Regions from separate parts of the Homo sapiens genome. Here region 2 is linked to region 1. Evidence: chromatin loops called from intact Hi-C (ENCODE). Cell type or tissue: ascending aorta. All regions are shown on one strand.

Region 1 (4,000 bases):
AAAAATCCTTTCAGAAAGTCAACAGAACATCAGAAAACTGAATATTTCTATAAAGAGTTATCTGGAGTTAAAAGACAGACATTGTCATACATTAGCAACAGCCTAAGGGAGATTCTTGAGGAAGCCTTATTTGACCTCCTCTCCCCAACAAGACTAGGTTAGGCATCTTCCCAAGTGCCTCCACTCAACTTGTACTTCTCCTCTTAGGCTGTCGCTGTTATAGTGACCATCACATGATGTAATGTAATGGTATAATTTCTCGTACTAGGCTGTAAGCCCCATGACAGCAAGAATTACCTCTTCTCACCCTTGTCTTCCCAGTACTCAGACAGTGCCTGGCACATAATAGGTACTTATTCATATTCGTTGAAAGAAGAGAGGAATGGAAGAAGGAAAGGAGAAATTGAGAGAGGGGAGAAGCACAAGAACTCAAAAAGATGTTAAACCTTAGAAGATAAAGACTAGCTATAATCTTTTAGTTGTATAAGAAAGTGAATTAATTCAAAAGTAAGCCACAGAAATGTGATAAATGCCAATTCTAAATGCCATTATGCTAGAGGGGGAAAAACAGGAAAAAAATAGTGTCAATTTCATTTTTGCTTTTATGCTTTTCACATTATGTGCCACTATGTGAAAATAAACTATAGAGAAGGAACATATTAGAATTCACCTGTTATTCACTATAATACGTAAAAACTTTACTTTGGGAATAAATGTTGTTTGTGCCTGTTTCCGTCCCCTTCCACAAGGGTAAAAAAGAAATTTGTGAGCAAACATACAGGGCAAACAGAGCCTCCCTGAAACCCTTGTGCCTGAGATACTGCTACTTAGAGTACATAAATGTATTTATCGAGCTACATGTGCAAATTATGGTGTTGGCTGTGCAAACAAGGCCATATTACTTAAGTCATTGATGGAACAAAATTTGGAGTCTTTTCAAAGTCTAAAACAGTCTTATCAGAAATTATAAAGCGCTTTACTAACATTCATCTTAAGTGAATTCTAGGCTTAAGAAAATAAAGTGTGAGGCTTATAGGGATACTTTATAAAAGAGTAAAAGTTGTAAATTATTTCAGGAATTTTCTCATTTATGCAACATTTGCCCCTTCCTAAATATTTCCAAATACATTTTATTTTGAGTCAATTTTCCTTTTGAACTTAGTCCTTAAGATCTCAAACAAAATCAATACATAAACTGAGCAGTATCTCCAAAGAAATGCTTATTAATTATAACGCATGCCATATTAACATCACATAGATTCAAAACTCCAGCCTTTATGACCTTGATAAGGGAAATATTTATATATGTTTAAAATACATACACCTAGGAAGAAGTTTTACTAAGCATGGAATGATATGTTTCATAGAACTATATGAGCTTCAGATACTCTGGCCAATTTGGCAACTATATATTTACATCTTTCTAATGATTTTATATAATCCACTATATCTCTCAAGTTTCATTACAGGTAACATTCCTTGCTGTTGTCCTCCTAAATTTATAACAAGCTCACATTCCCAATTATTTTCCTGTCTCCTTTTTCCATTGAGGAAATCCTCGATTAAGTCACATTTCAATAAACTGAATTTTCTCTTATGAGTCTCTGTATGTTTGAAACCAACACTCACACTCAAAGAGGAGCTCTAATTTGAGTTCAACAGTAAACTTGATTATCCAGTTCATGGACTGATAATCAATGATGTTTTCTTCTCTTCCTTGTTCTAGTGAAGAATCCTTTCTGTCAGTGTGTTGAGATTTGGGGGAATTTTTGAGTCAATGACAAAGTGAAAAGTTCTCAATTATTAGAAGATTTATATTATCCAATTCCCTCATAATCAAGAATAATGAAAAGTTCACAGTGGAAAGTCTGCAGACGTATTTCAGGTGTAATTAAATTAAATTCTTAGTGTTTGTCAGTGTGTGGTCCTTTGACCATGGGCATCAGAATCACCAGGGATGCTTGTTAAAAGTGCCTATTCCCAGCTCCTGTCTAATATCTATAAATCCCAATCTTTGTGTGTTTTTGAACAACATCTAAGAACCTCCCTTCTCTGCTTTAATGTTTTAAAAATAAAACGAATAAAAAGTGAATAAAATGGATTATGTGATCAATATAGATCACAGATTTTTCTAAACCTCCCAAAATATTTCAATCTAATATGAATGTACCCAAAAGAGAATAGAAGGGTTCACTGTTTTGGATTCCGCTGAATGACAGGAAGGTTTAGGTCTTCCCTAACGTCATTTGCATTCCCCTGAGCTATCAGAAAGGAATCTGAAATGGACTTTCCAAGAAAAGGGTGTGGAATCTGAAATCTTTTTTCTTTCCAAGATCAGGGTGGCTGCCCAGAGGAAATCCCTCACTTCAGGGGATTACATTCCAGTTTCTAAATGTTTGGAAAACATGAGTTGACAAGCAAGATGGAGAGTTACAGAGAAAATGAAGACGATCTGAACCATGAAGAATTCAGCTCGTTGATTTGGACCCAGTGCCTGGCTTGAAAGGCAAATGTTTTATTACTTGGCAGGATTCCCATTACATGTCACTCTTTATAGCTTGCATTTTCTAGTCCTTTCAAACATCAATTCTGTAAGGCCTCACATTCCTTTCTCTCATTCATGGACTAAAGACAGTCTTTTCAGGTACTGGGAAAGTTCCCTCCCTGTACTTAGGAATGAATGAAAAATGCCAGGATCATTAAAATTTCTCTATGTGAATTTATTGTTGGTTCCTACTGATTGTAAGATGGAAATGTTTAAAATACCTAAAAGTATCATAATACCAGTCCAGATGATATTTTTTTCCATTTTTGTTATGCCTATAAAATAAAAATTGTAAACATTGATAGTATCAATGGGCAGGCAGATAGATGAGTAAGTCATGTACAAGATGGAAGGAAAGTGGAACTATGGCAAAATGGAGAATCAGTGTCCAGTCTGAAGGAAGTTTTTAAAACTGCACTGGCCAAACCAAATAGTGGTCTTTTAATACTGCTGGCATGGATCCCTGAAAAAGATTTCCCAAACTTTACTCTAAAATACCTACAATGATTCAGAAGAAAAAAACACAAAAACCAACTATGGTGAAATCAGCACTATTAGTCAAGTTATTTCCAGAACTTGAAAAGAATTTCTACCAAATGTTAAGACTGATGGAGCTACATGGAAAAAGCCTCATGCTATGCCTGTCTAGAAGTCCGTAAGAGAACTATTTGTCTGTTTTCACTGTCAGTCCCTGGGGTAACCTCTAAAGCCTACTCCAATCACAAAACTGAGGAATTATCCTTGCTCCAAGTGATTGTTATTTTCTGTGCAAGGAAAAATAGAACAGTCTGATTCCCTTTAACTACCTATCTACCATCCAAAGACTACAACTTTCAGGAAGAGGCTGAGCAGTAAGTGGGAAACGGCGTTGTGAAAGGCTCTACCACTTGTAAACATTTATTTACATGTGTGTCTCCATTTACTAAAGTGGGAGTTTCTCAAGAGATGGAAGATGACAGTTTACGTGGCTTTGAATAACAGTGGACTAACACAGTACCTGGTATACACAGGAAGTCCATGAATATTAGTTCAACAAATTAATGAATGAGTGTGAAGGGTAGTGAAAAAAAGTTAGTGGAGAGCCCTGACAGCCAAGTTTATTAGTTCAGACTTGGCATTTTGCAATAGAGCATCAACAAAAGGTTTTGAGCTCAAAAATTATTTAAAAGGAATTATTGGAGGAGCTGCTAGTGCTTTATGTACTGAGGCAAGTAGAATTGGTCACTAGATGAGAATGACAGCTCAAATAATGACAAGTATATACAGTGGCAGTTAAACAAGTAAAACTGCTTGCTAAGTTGACCGACTATGCAAATTTTAATTCCAAAAATGAATATTTTACATAATTAAGAAGTAAATTTCACTAGAAGGCTTTCCAGGTCCCCTGCAAAAAATAGGAAAAAATAACATTTCTTCTCCTAAAAGAGGCCAACACAAGCTCAGGGTGACTGTTCT
Region 2 (4,000 bases), 140 kb before region 1:
CATGAGCCACAGCCCAACTAGTTGAAAAACCAACCAGTCAGTAGGAACAGAAGCATCAAGAGCTTTCTCCACCACCACTTAAGATCAGAAACAATTAGTTCTCCTTATCTGCTCATGTCCAAAAGGGCTTTATTTTATCAGAGACCATGCTGTCATTGAAGGAGACATGTCACCTACCTTGCTTCCAGAAAGGGTTGGGGAAAACAGAGCCAGGTTATCAATAGTTATCTTCCTGGCTTATTCACAATTTAAGGGAAGGGTGTTGCTTACTATACATGCACCTCACATACTGTTGAATGAGAACATGGTAGAACTCAACCTGGCTTATTTTTAATCTGACATCAATGATAATGGTTTTAAAAATAAAATAATGCTGAATAAATGACAAAACAGACAAAATGCCAAGACATAGGCATAAGTCAGGACCATCCTGGAGACACAATAATATGGTCATTCTATCCTTTGCATATATGTTTTGTCATAGCAATATATAGTAGCATATGTCTAAAGAGGAAAACTGCCAATTTCTATCTGCCAAGAAGACAGACAAATCGGATTCAGAAATCTTATCGGCTAAATACACAAATGTCCTCAGAATTAACCTTCCTCCCAAAACCCAAACCTTACCTTGACTAAATAATAATTTTTAAAAATGAGTATCCTCAAATCTTAGTTTTAATACCACCATTTGATCTATGGTAGTAAGAGAAACAGGCTGAAAGAAGGCATGCTTGGTTTTTTGCCTCTGTATCTACGTGTGCATGTCTCCACAGCATTAACTTGACTTTTCCCAGTCTAAATTTTCTAAATTTCCACCAGTAATAGGCTTGGAAACTAACTCAGTTAATTTGCTCAATGCATTGTGAGAAGAAAAGCTCCTTGTGAAAAATGTTTGTTCCGTAGAAAGAAACCCTATCCCATAACAAGAAAAATTCATAAAATAAAAATACACCAATAATACACTCATGCTAATTCTTGAGCCCACCAAAATTATTGAAAGACACTGTTGACTTATTATAATTATTTGAGAGGGGAATTATTTTTTTAAAAACAGTCACCTGTAGGAAGGCATTATCCGTCACTGAGAAGTAAAAAAAAATACAGTAATATGTCTTTAATCTGTCAATGTGATATTCCAAAAGATGACATTTTCCCAGATAAAACTATTTATTTGCTCAAATCTTAATCCCTTAATGGCATTATATTATAAAACAAATATGCCAGACCTAATTCAGTCTTCTTTTAATGGCACAAGATAATCATTCTATTGCAACACAGTTTGTTCCTAAAATAATGGCCTGAACTATTTAGTGTCATGTTTTTTCTATAAAGTTCTTTCTCAGCTGGTGTTAGTTTTTCTTTGATGTTATTATACCTGAGGTCCTGAGCTAATATTTTCGTTTCATATATATCTGGGTTAGGCTCTGGGTTAGTGCTTTCTTTATTAATCCTATGAAGAGAAGTACATGAGTTTTATAGAAGATAACCCATTCATCCTTTAACTAACTTATGTGTTCATAGCTTTGTCACTGGTAATTACTGTGGCAGAAATCTGACCTTCAGCTATGTGGGAAGTTATGGTACTGGTAAAGTTTACACAATAGACTCTCTGTAACAATTGCTTTCCAATGGAGAAGTGGAACAAGCACATCTTCTTTACTTTCTTGTTAGATGCTTTATGCTCATTATCTAAACTTCATGTGAAAAGTTGGTGGTAAGTTGTTAGAAGACAGACAGCTGAGAAATAATGGAGCTGGGATTCAAATCTAAACCTGGAATAATCCAAGCCAGCACACCCTCCCTTAGGTAATGCTAGTTCATCTAGCTGATTTCTCTGTTTTCCCGCTTTTCTGTATCACCCTTTGAAATCCTTTAGGCAAAATAGCAGACACAAAAGATACAGGTTGAGATAAAATATCGAATTGCCATCAGCTTGAAAACTGTAATGACTGCCAATGTGTTTTATGCTTTCAAAATCTGGACTTTTATTTAAAGTGAAAAAAAGTTTCTCCTTGATCTTTCAAGGAGGTTAGGGCCTTCTTGATTTCTTAATTAATTGACTTGCTGGCAGGAATAGTTTTGGTTTTGATTTTGGTTTTGGCTTTAGAGTATAGAGAGAATGGACCATTCTAAGATCCCCAGAGGCCCAGAGAGGGGCAACAGCCAAAAATGCCACTTGGAAATGTTCCCAAGCTGCTGCCTGATTAATAGCCACCCGGGAATGAACAACCGAGGCTCACATGGGCAAGTCTCATGAGCAGATGGTCTACCTGATGGCAGAGGTGTGGTTGACGCTTCAGTGAAAGACACACATAATTGGTGGCCATAATGGCGGGAAGCCAGGTCAGTGACATCCATGGATACTGCATCTTGTTGGTCCCAGCTTTGAATCACACTTTCCCAAGTGCTCTTTGATTTCTCGTATCATCACGATCACTGAAATAAAAAATTGCATCACCCTAAAATACTTTAGATTCTTGGTATATATGCCAGACCAGACCAGACAAATCCAAAAGTAGAGTCAGGATTTTGAAGCCTGCTGGGGATGTTTTTCCTGGAGAACATGCCTATTTTAATTGCGCACCATTTGTTTTGTTTCTGTAATAAATCTTCAGATGCTATTTCTGCACGCTGTATTTGGAGAGGATGCATTTCTCTTATATGGAACAATTTTACTTCACTCACGTAAGAAGTTATAAAGGTGAGTTCTTGTTACATACATAAAAAATAAGCCTTTTAAACTTTATTATATGCATCAGGATTTGGGTTCCAATAGGCTGGAATTCTTCAGAGGAGCTATCTGAAATCTTATACAAAAAACATCTTTAGAACTCTAAAAGGAAGCATTTAATTACTATCTCCTATATATACACATTTCATAGTTTTGAAATACTTTGACAATCATTAACACTTATTTAATATACTACAGAAAGAAGTGTATTTTAGAAAAAGGGGAAAAAATATAAGCAAGTCTCTAAGAAGTTAAGCAATAGATCAACTTTTGTGACTATCATGAGTAAGGGCTCCATCTCTACCTCCAGACTGATGTTTGTGCTCTAAAGTACTAAGTAGTCCTGCAAATTTGTGTAGGGGACCACAGACACTCAGAAGAGAGTAAAGCTTTTGTGATCTTTTATCTGTGAAAACTGACAGGCCTTAGAAACTGACCAAATATACGACATGCAAGGATCAAATTAAAGGGACTACAAGTCCCACCTTGTATTCTTATTTTTCCCTTAGCAACATGATTTTCCCAGCTCTAGCTTGAAGTTTTTTTCCCTGAAGCTTGAAGTTTCATGAGTGCAAACTGATTTAATGCATAGTTCATCATTTAAAATGCAAATACTTCCAAGAGATGTTGTAGTCATAAAGATATCAGCATGAATTAGCATTACAAGAGATTAGACGACACATCACCTAGGAAGCCCCAAAAGGGAGGGGACAAAAGAGAAGTGAGTTTTGAGTTTGTTAGTGGCAGAAAGCACAGATTGGTTAGATGCACATCCAATAATACCATGTAATAGTGAGGGTAGGGTGTTCCTCTAGGCAACCAGAAAATAGCAGGACACTACTGTGTCCATAAGGAAACTCTAAAAGAAGAGATGATGAAAGGGAGAGTATTAAGAGGAAGTTTAAAGCAAATTTCTACCTATCTCAATAATGTGGTCTGAACTTTGGCCTATATACTGAAAGCAGGAGAATCTTAACACATAATTAGAGGAAACCCATATCAATGTAGGTCTTTACCAAACGAAGATATCTGATACCTCCTAAGCCTATTTTCTTTGCTTCCCCAGTATGTGTCACTGATCTGATTACTCTGGAGATTAACGCTAAAATGTGCTATGCTGTTTTCAGCAAGATCTGAGTATTACTTAAACAACAAGGTATTAGCTAATGCCAAACCAAACATACCATGGCCAGAATTGTGCCTGCTCCACAGCCACAAATGCTAAAAATAAAGATGTGATATTATACCTAGAGTTACTTTGACCAAGTG

Evidence for each region. A loop is a pair of places that touch in the nucleus more often than their neighbours do. Peaks named below come from ENCODE experiments on the same cell type or tissue, not always from the same donor. Only the 100,000 strongest peaks of a DNase experiment are listed, where the experiment ranks them.
Region 2: it touches region 1 in a loop (2.0-fold over the local background); 2 of 110 quality-filtered maps call a loop at or near these places.

Annotation. Positions count from the first base shown.
Region 1 is chr9:17,893,268-17,897,267 of GRCh38, reverse strand. No RefSeq gene overlaps it. Among named protein-coding and RNA genes, the nearest start is that of SH3GL2, 320 kb to the right of the region's middle. In ascending aorta, no CTCF peak of the experiment used is centred here; no DNase peak of the experiment used is centred here; H3K27ac peaks cover 1,188 bases.
Region 2 is chr9:18,036,446-18,040,445 of GRCh38, reverse strand. It overlaps a transcript of ADAMTSL1 not described here. Among named protein-coding and RNA genes, the nearest start is that of ADAMTSL1, 440 kb to the left of the region's middle. In ascending aorta, no CTCF peak of the experiment used is centred here; a DNase peak (open chromatin) is centred at 2,279; H3K4me3 peaks cover 376 bases; H3K27ac peaks cover 1,236 bases.